Regions from separate parts of the Mus musculus genome. Here region 1 is linked to region 2. The links are chromatin loops, found by intact Hi-C in ENCODE. Cell type or tissue: heart. All regions are shown on one strand. Each heading gives the region's core, and the rest is flanking DNA. Links, peaks and the distances in the headings are about the cores only. Region 1 holds the start of Snhg20 (small nucleolar RNA host gene 20). Region 2 overlaps Septin9 (septin 9).

What was found. Peaks named below come from ENCODE experiments on the same cell type or tissue, not always from the same donor. Only the 100,000 strongest peaks of a DNase experiment are listed, where the experiment ranks them.
Region 1: a loop joins it to region 2, with 2.9 times the contacts of the local background. A loop is called at or near these places in 3 of 42 quality-filtered maps.

What each region holds. Positions count from the first base shown.
Region 1 is chr11:117,074,403-117,078,788 of GRCm38, forward strand. It overlaps Snhg20 (small nucleolar RNA host gene 20), which reads left to right and starts at 2,381. Exons shown (of 2, transcript NR_027059.1): 1 at 2,381-2,800; 2 at 4,374-4,386. It overlaps Mir6516 (microRNA 6516), which reads left to right and starts at 2,946; the gene lies at 2,946-3,055. In heart, for the core only: a CTCF peak has its summit at 2,342; a DNase peak (open chromatin) is centred at 2,359; H3K4me3 peaks cover 2,229 bases; H3K27ac peaks cover 1,682 bases.
Region 2 is chr11:117,311,045-117,315,430 of GRCm38, forward strand. The region is part of intron 2 of Septin9 (septin 9); the gene reads left to right. Among named protein-coding and RNA genes, the nearest start is that of Gm34065, 14 kb to the right of the region's middle. In heart, for the core only: CTCF peaks have their summits at 2,137 and 3,167; DNase peaks (open chromatin) are centred at 257, 1,427, 1,677, 3,137 and 1 weaker place; H3K27ac peaks cover 2,769 bases.

The DNA of each region.
Region 1 (4,386 bases), core at 92-4,091, 240 kb before region 2:
AAAGAGAGAGAGAGGAGAAGACAAAGAGAAAGGGAAGAGGAGAGAGAAGTGAGAGGTAAGGGAACAAAGGAGTAAGAGATCAAGGTGGGGGCCTAACAGCCCCTTTTATGGTCTTCACTGTTGCTAGGTAACTGGGGAGGAGTTTAGCCTGAAGGTCAGAAGCTTGGGCCATTGCTTACACGACTACTTACCACTGACCATGCTTCTCTTGTGGAGGGTGTGGGAGGTGGTAACTTAGGCAGGAGCCAGAGTTCCAGGAGCATAAGGGAACGCCTACCATGTCATGTAGGTGAATTATGACCATCGGGGTTCAGACCTCAGCTCAACTGGATACCAGCCTGCAATTTCCCACAGACATGGACCTGAAGTAACCTGGCCCTGTGTTTCCTGAATTTTGGTCCCTCAAATTTGGCTCCAGAGCCAGGCGTGGTGGTGCATGCCTTTAATCCCAGAACTGGGGAGGCAGAGGCAGGCGGATTTCTGAGTTCGAGGCCAACCTGGTCTAGGACAGCCAGGGCTATACAGAGAAACCCCTGTCTCGAAAACAACAACAACAACAAATGGCTCCAGAATAAATTATCTCTTATTTCCTTTGGGGCAAAAGTTGTGTCTTGCGCGCGTCGGACTCGACCAGCAAGAACGACGCTGCAACAGGATCCTTCTGCACACATTTATTGGGAGAGCTTGATTGCAGAGGCGAAGAGACCCCAAGCCCAGAACTGGTGCTGCTTATATAGGCCTAGGAGAGGCGTGTCTCACACCCGGATTGGTTATGCACTACGCCTCATTTGCATGTTCCTCATCTGATTGGCTATTCTCTCTCTGTACCTCACAGAGCCTCATTATCATACCTCATTTGCATGTCTCACATCTGAGTGGTTATACTCTCAAAGCCTCATTATCATGCCCAGGCCAGGCAGTGTCTTTGCAAAAAACTTTACTGCATATGTACACATTGGTTGTTTGTCCAAACTTATGGGTGGTGGCCAGCAGTAGTCAGTGTCACTCTGCAACGGCACATGTGGCTTCCCACAGTTGTGTTTTTACATCCACAAGACTCATCTCAATAAATAAATAAAATAGCCTTCAAAGGGGGAGTCTGTATTCAGTGGTTGGATTCACATTACAGTGAAACATGCAAAAACCCTTCATTCATCTCAATGAGGTTCGTGTGTCATTTTCTTCATTTACTGAAAATACAGAGTGCACCCTCTCCTTGCCTTTCCCCGCGCCTCTAGCTGACCTGAAGATGATCTTGATTCCAGTTAGAAGGAGCCACAGCTGTAGGGGTAATGGCTGTGTGACACTTTCCCTAGGGAGATGAGACCACCTTGTTTACTAAATGACAGACCAAAGTAACAATGACACCAAATGCCCCTCCCGCCCCCATGAAGTGGCCAGTTTTCTGGGGTTACTCACAGGAGCACGGATAGCCCAAAGACACTCACATTACTAAGAGCCTAGCCCAGCATGAGTGACAGCTCAGGAGAGCTGGAAACTGGAGCTCTCTGCATGATTTGGGGCTAATTCCACAAGTTCGGAGGGTCTCTCCTCATTAAGGAGGGCGGGGCCTTGTGAATCTGGTAAGCTTTAGGAATTTTTTGAGACTTGTCACTTATTTTCCGAGTCTTAGAGTCTTAAGGACTATCCGGATCGCACTTTCTCAAGCTTCCCTCCGGGTGAGATGTTTCGGAGGAAATTACTACATAGCACCGACTTGGCCCTGGCATTATTGATCAATTTTTTTTCGTGGGATTTCCCATTGGCCCCTGGGATACCTTGGGATGATTGAAACCTGGACCTGCATGCAGGACTTGGATGCCACTTTGGAGGTTGGAGGTCTTAGCCCAGAGATGCCACATCACAGATCTAACTAACCCTTTGCTGGACCACGGTGTCATGTTCCTCGGGAGGTCTCTGCTGAAGGCATGATTCTAGATACAGTCCTGCGGCGGTCAGGTCAGAGGTGCGATTTTGGGAAGCCTTTGGATCAAGAGGGTGCTGACGTCAACGGGTATCAGTTGATACCACCTATGGGTTTATACTGTGATGGAAGGTCACACACAGGTTTGCAACAGAACCAGCTGGGTTTCAACTGCCTTTGCCACAACAGGGCTGACTGGGCTCGGGAAAGTCAACTTTTTGGTCTGCACAGGGCTGCGTGATTGATAAAGGGTCAGTGGCTAGGCTAGCTCCTGCCGCCCAAGAGTAGGGAGTCCCTCCCGCTTGCGCCCCTGTAGACGAGGTCCCACCGCCGCGTGGAACTCTGGCCGCTCTAACCGCGTCTAGAACGCGGCCCCTTTAAGGCCGACCTGGATGACCCGAAGGCCAGAGCGACCTTCTAGCGGCCGTCTCGATGGTAAATCTTCAGTTCCGGCCGGAAGTGCATTTGCAGAGCTGGTTCCGCCGGGGAGGAGAACTCGCGTGCTCCGTGCAGAGGGGATGCATCCTGCGCAGCGTGGCTCGGGGGCGCCGTGGAGCCTCCCGAAGGCGATCGTGGGATTCAGAAACCTCTCCCGGGACTCCCATGGGAGGAGGCTGACCCCGGGCCGGCACGCGATCGCGGGATGGGCTGGAGTTGTAGGAAGGCCCTAGGCCCGGGCCGCCATCGGCGGGGCACTGGCTGCTTCTGTGTTGCAGGCGCCGCACGGGTTCGTCCGCTTACACAGAATTGTATTAAATTGTCTTTTTATTTCCCCACCCAGGAAATGAACCACATCCCCCAACGACTAGACGGAAGCACGCACAAGCTCCTTCCTCCCGAGGAGCGTTTCCAGTGACTTGAGCTTGGTTGGCCCAGGTATGTCAATCCTTGGGGGTGGGACGGTGACCTGAGGCCGACGGTCTGGGAAAAGGCTCCTGTGTGGCTGTACCCGCCCGAGGTGGGTGCAGCCCCGTACCAGACAGCCCGACCTTGACCTAAAGTAAAATCCCAGAGGAGGAGGAACCTCTTCCCTGGGGTTAGAATTTGCAGTAACAGGTGTGGACATCCTAGCAGCAGTTTGGTGGTCATGTATGATACTGCAAACAGGAGCCCTGCTGAAGCTGTGGGGACTGAGCACAGTCCTCCAAAAGCAAATATTTGACCATTACTCAAGCCCCTCACTTTAGATAAAAAAGAGAAAAAAGACGTATTCATTATTTTATTTTATTTTAGAGTGTGGATGTTTGCCTGGTGCCCCCAAGGGGTCACAAGAGGGTACCAGATTTCCCAGAAGTGGCATTATAGAGTATTGTCAGCCCCGGTGTGGATGCTGGGAACTGAACCCAGGTCCTTTAAGAGGGCAACAAGTGTTCAGCTTCAATGCTGAGCCATCTCTCCAGCAACTGCACCACCCCGCTCTGAGATAGGGTCTCACTTAGCCCAGGCTGGCCTTTACTCATTAAGTAGCTGAGGGCAGCCTTTGAACTTCTAATCCTCCTTCCTCTGCCTCTGGTAGCCGCCTGGATGACCGGCATCCTCGAGCACACGTGGTTTATGGGATGTACGGATAAAGCTCAAGGCTATATGCATGCTAGGAAGTCTTCTACTCCTGGGTGTCTGTCCCACCCACGTGGAGCTTAAACAAAGATGCATACAGTTGTGACTCCAGACGTCACTGGACAAGACACCAGTACAACCCAAACAAACAGAAATCGTTCCCCAGGACTCACCTGAGCGACCGTGGGCCCCACTAGGTTGTCTCTTCAGTGTGGTTGAAGGACTGGGCGTTTGCATTTTGAGTAGCCACATGGGGCCAGTGGTCACCATTTTGAAGGTCCTGGGTGTGGCATACTTCCGGAAAAACCATGACAAGAGGAATCTGCCATAGTTCAGGCTTGTCACATGCTCTTCAGGGGCACGGGAGCCAGGCTGGAGTGTGGCTCAATGATAGACATATGCTTAGTGTGTCTTGAGAAGGTCCTGCTTGTTACACGGGACTCTGCATCTGTTCAGGTAGACATCAACAAGTCATGGAAGGCAATTGGAAAGAGACAGCACACAGGGACTATGGCGGTCCTGTGAGGGAGGTACAGATGGGGTCAGGAACACAGGCATGCTGGAGTCAGACATGGCTGGAGGGGAGGGAGGTCAAATAGGAATGGATTTCAAGTTGTGCTGAGCTGCAGAGGCCTCGTTTCTGCATCTGTCAACCAGCAGGTTTCCAAGGAAAGCCTGCAGTTAAATCTGGGCAGAGAAGGTTCTGGAAGTCACTGGGTGGGTGGCCAGCCCCGGGTGTCAGCAGTTTTTATCCATTTGGAAGGACAGGAAATTAAAAAGACTGAGCACCTTGTACCCCCACCCTGGGGCGTGGTTTGCGTTCTGGTGGTTTTAACTAAACGTTGAGATTCCAGGTTTAATGACGACTGGTGGTGAATTTTCTTTTTTTTAGGTCATTTGACTAG
Region 2 (4,386 bases), core at 114-4,113:
TGTTTCCGGTAACCCATCTCAAGGTTCTCCCAGTCTCTGCATCTCAAGACTCTCCTGCCACTCATAGCCCTTCATCCTGGCTACAGACACTCTTCCAGGGAGCCAGCTGACACATTTGGCCTCTGAGATTTTTTTTTGAACAGCAATGAAGGGAAAGAATGAGTAAGAAAGAGTGGGGGAAGGTCGGTGGGGAGGGGCAAACAAGCTGGAAAGTCCAAACATGTGTTGTAGAAGCAGGTGCCAGCATGACATCATCAGGAGGGTGGCTGAGGGCCCGAGCCCGGCTCAGCCCAGGAGAAGCTGGCCCGGGAGGCTGCCCTTGGCTCCATTCTGCCCTGCTTGGAGTCGAGAGATTTGTTTCCATTTTAGGGACAGCTCTGGAGGCTGTCCTCTTAACTCCCGGCCGCATTAATAGTTCATTAATTCTGGATCCTTGCTGTGTTCGTTCTTACATGTTCCAAGTGCTGGGTTAGTGTTGAAGAGGAGGCGCAGAGAGAGGGAACCACTGGCTCCAGGCCACACAGCTTAGAGTGTTTGCCTCCGAGCCTCAGCTGGCAGGTGAAGGAAGAGACCTGTGGTTTCCGTAGTGCATGAGGGGGTGGTGGCCTCTGCTTAGCCTCCTTGGCCCAACAGGAGGGGTCTCTGGATACTCCATAAAGTGAGAGCCTCACTTCTGTGGTCCCTCGGGAGAGCTGGCAGGAGGCAGAGATACAGGGGACCGTTGGCCTTACTTGGATTCGCCAATTGGACACGCAGATGCTGCTGTGCTGTGAGGCCAATTACTGCACTGGTGATCTTCACTCCTCTGTGCCTCCTGCTTTGTTTAGAACCTTCTTCTGTGCCCCGCCCCATATTCCCAGGGCTGTCTTCGACCCTGATACAGGATCAGAGCTATCCTCTGCCTGCTGTGTTTTCTGCTGACTCTGTAGCACTTAGCTTTGGGAAGTCTCTGTATGACTCAGTTGATGTGTCTATAAAATGGGTTGCTGGCGTCTTCCTCCCTCCTAAGCCTCTGGGAAGAGTCTGGTGAGAGGTGTTGCTGGAAACCACTTTGTACCAGCGAGTTTTCTGGCTGAGTGTGGTTTGGTTGGTAGAATGCTTGCTCCCATGCAAAAGACCCTTGGGCTCAGACCCCAGCGCTGTATAAACTGAGTGCGGTGGTCCCCGCCCGCCCGTAGTCTGAGCATTGGGGAAGTGTAAGCAGGAGGACAGAAACTCAGGCTGATGCTTGACTCCAGAGTGAGTTTGAGGTCAGCCTGGGCTACGTGAGACTCTTGTTTCTAAATAAACAAGTCAAACAAAGTGCTTTTCGGAGCTGTTCCAGGCACTGGTTTGCTAAAGCTCGGGCCAGCGGAAATCTGGGTCCTTCTGGAGCCCTGGTGCTGAGGGAGGGCTGATGTTAGGGTCGGCTCAGTGCCCAGGAGGAAGTGGGAATTGTCCGTCAGGATAGGAGCCAGCCTAGATTCCCACTGTCAGAAAGGGCTGGGTGACCAGTGATACTGAATAGCCACCCATGAACGTCCGTCTCTGCCTGTCCATGCCTGGGCCAAAGCGAGCTCTTCCCCGGCCCCCCAGCCCAGTCCCTCAGCAAACTCTTCCTGGTGGCCTTTCCTCCCCTGGAGCCCCTCTGGCCTGCACCATGTGACCAAGCACAGGAGGAAGGGCCCAGCTGTGGGAGGTCATGCTGGCCAGGGACTGAGTCTACAGGACCGGCCTCCCAGGAAAACCAGCTGCGTGGGAAACAAGCCAGCAGCTCCGGAAGTCTGTGTGATGCAGTCTGGACTCCAGGCCTGTCACCGTGACCCACTCACGGCTTTCGTGGCTCAGCATCACTGTACCCAGTCACCAGCCAGCTTGAGAGAGACTTGTATGTGCCACCGCTCAGGCCCAGCCCTCCCTATCTACACGGGCATCTCCTGCATCTTCCAGTCCATCCCAGCACAGGCTGAGGAGTGTCCCAGTGGCAGGAAGAAGCTTCCGGCCTGCACTTCTGTGAGGCCTAAAGTTATTTGCCAGATAGATCCTGAGTCTGTTCTCCAGCCCCTCCCATGGGTGACTGACCTCATCCCACGATGCCCCCTGCAGTCTGGCCACCCCAGGAGAGCTAGCCTCTCCAGGTGATTTGTGTGAAGGGCGCCCCCTGGCAGCGGGTAGTGGTCTCACATCTGCTGAGCGGCCAGCCCTGCGCTCTGTGCCTGGCGTGTCTCCTGGTCCACAAAGGCTTGTCTTCACAGCTGGGTGTTTGTGGTGCCTGCTCCTTGCTGGAGAGAGATGGATCCTTCCTTTTCCTGGCTGCTTCACTCTGCTGCCAGCTTCAGGGCCGTGGCCTCAGAGGGCCCTTCCTCTCTTCAGCCAACACAGCTGGAGTCCCTGCCCTGGGAGGCTGTCCGCAAGCAGTGTTGAGGACCTGGCAGCCCAGTCCTTTTGAACTTTATTTTTACACTTTATTTAGCGTGCGTGCCATAGCGCACCTGCAGAAGGCTGAGGTAGCTAATGGGGCTCAGACCCTCCTGCTAATTGTCAGACTTGGCTGCGAGCAGCTTCACCCCCTGAGCCCTCTCTCTGGCCCTGGCTGTGGGTGCGGGGACTAATGGCTTGTCATCATTCATGCTGTGTGAATGCCCTTGGACTACTAGGGGAATATGGTGGAGATGCTGTGAACGCCTGAAGAAGCAGTCAGAGAGGGCATCCTGGCAGAAGCGGCAGCCCCTAAACCATGAACAGGGGTGATAACCATGGGAAATGCTTCAGGGGTTGACCTGGTCCCAGAGGATGGGGGAAGGAAGAGGAGAGAGGGCCAGGGTGGGCCTACTGCCCCCACTCTGAGGGTGGAGGGTGAGGTTGTTCTGGAAGCCACAGAGGAGGCAAACGTTGGTTGTGCGTGCCTGCGATCCCTGTACTTGGGAAACTGAGGCACGAGAATCGTGAGTTTGAGGTTAGCCTGGACTACACAGAGGCAGAGGCACCCTACCTCAAAAACAAAACAACAAAAACCAAAGCAAACCCGCTCTCCACACCTGCCATCCAACCGTTCTCGGAGTGCGTTTGCTGTAGCTATAGGAGGTGCCTACCTCACCCTCCTAGTGTGCCTGCAAGACTCATGAGTCAAGTGTATTTCTGCCACAGGGTTGGCTCCCGTCCCTGGCTCAAGCCTTCATGTATTAAGGATTCTGAGGCCAGGGGGCAGGCTTGTGCTGTGGGTAGGCACTGTCTGCCTGGGGTGAGGGGAAGATGGTGGAGAGGTAACTAAGTTGCCCCATTTGGCAATCCCGTACTGTTCAGATCTGGGCAATGCCTGTTCTGTAGTTACACCGTCCTGGTTCTACTATGGAGTCTGTTGGGCCACACAGCACACTGTCTGGTGACCTGGACCTACCCATATTTCTACCCGAGCACTCTGATCCGATCTGGTCTGCATGCCTTATCAGGATCACGGCAGTCCTACCAACGGCTGCTGCAGACCTAGCCTTACCTGTTCCCCCCTGCCCCATTTGCCAGTCATTGAGCCCAGCTGTCTGCACCGTCTCCTCTAACACTCTTAGAAACTTAGGAGGCCCAGATTGGCTGAGTCCCCGGCCCATGGTCACACAGCAGGTGCACGGCAGCCATAGGATCCGAATCGGACCTTTGACTCACCAGAAGTCTTGCAGCAAAGGCATATGGAAGGAAGCCAGGCAAAGAACAGCTATGGTGGCCTTGTGTCAGGGATAGTGACCTGTAGCCTGCGCTGTGGGCATGCAGTCCCACTGCAGAGATGATCCTGCGGTGAGAGAATAAGCTGTGATCTCTGGGTTTCTCTGTGCCCACCTACAAACAGTGGCGCTTCCTGGAATCTTCTGGTCCCCTGTATGGAGCCTATACAAGGGGCCTAAGAGTCCCAACCCTGGCTGGTCGGCGGACACCATGCTCAGGGGTCAGTGGTAGAGGCAGGTCTGTGGTTATGCTTCTTCTCCCGTGAGGACAGAGACCGTGGGTTGCTCTGGTAGGGTTAATGTCCTGCACACCGGTCTCTAAGAAGGGTGTGTCCCTCCCCACCTCCTTAGCTGGGAGTCAGGCCTCAGTCCCTGCCGACCTTCATCCCAGCCAGAGGGAGAGACAGTGACATTGGAGACAGGAGCTGACCCAGTGAGGGTACAAGCCACCCTCCCTTAGCGCAGGGCACTCCACCCCACCCTCCTCTGCCCAAGCCTCAGTCACTGAAGCCAGCAGAACTCTCAGGAGCCCCTGGAGGGCTTGACCCAGAGGACTCCACAGAGCTGGCCTTGGACAGCCTGCCCTCCTACAGCTTGGGGTTCCCGCCATGCCCGCATTTTTCCTGGGGTTGTCATGCCTGCTGGGGTGGAGGAACCCCAGCAGGCTGCAGATGAATCAGAGAATGTTGACACA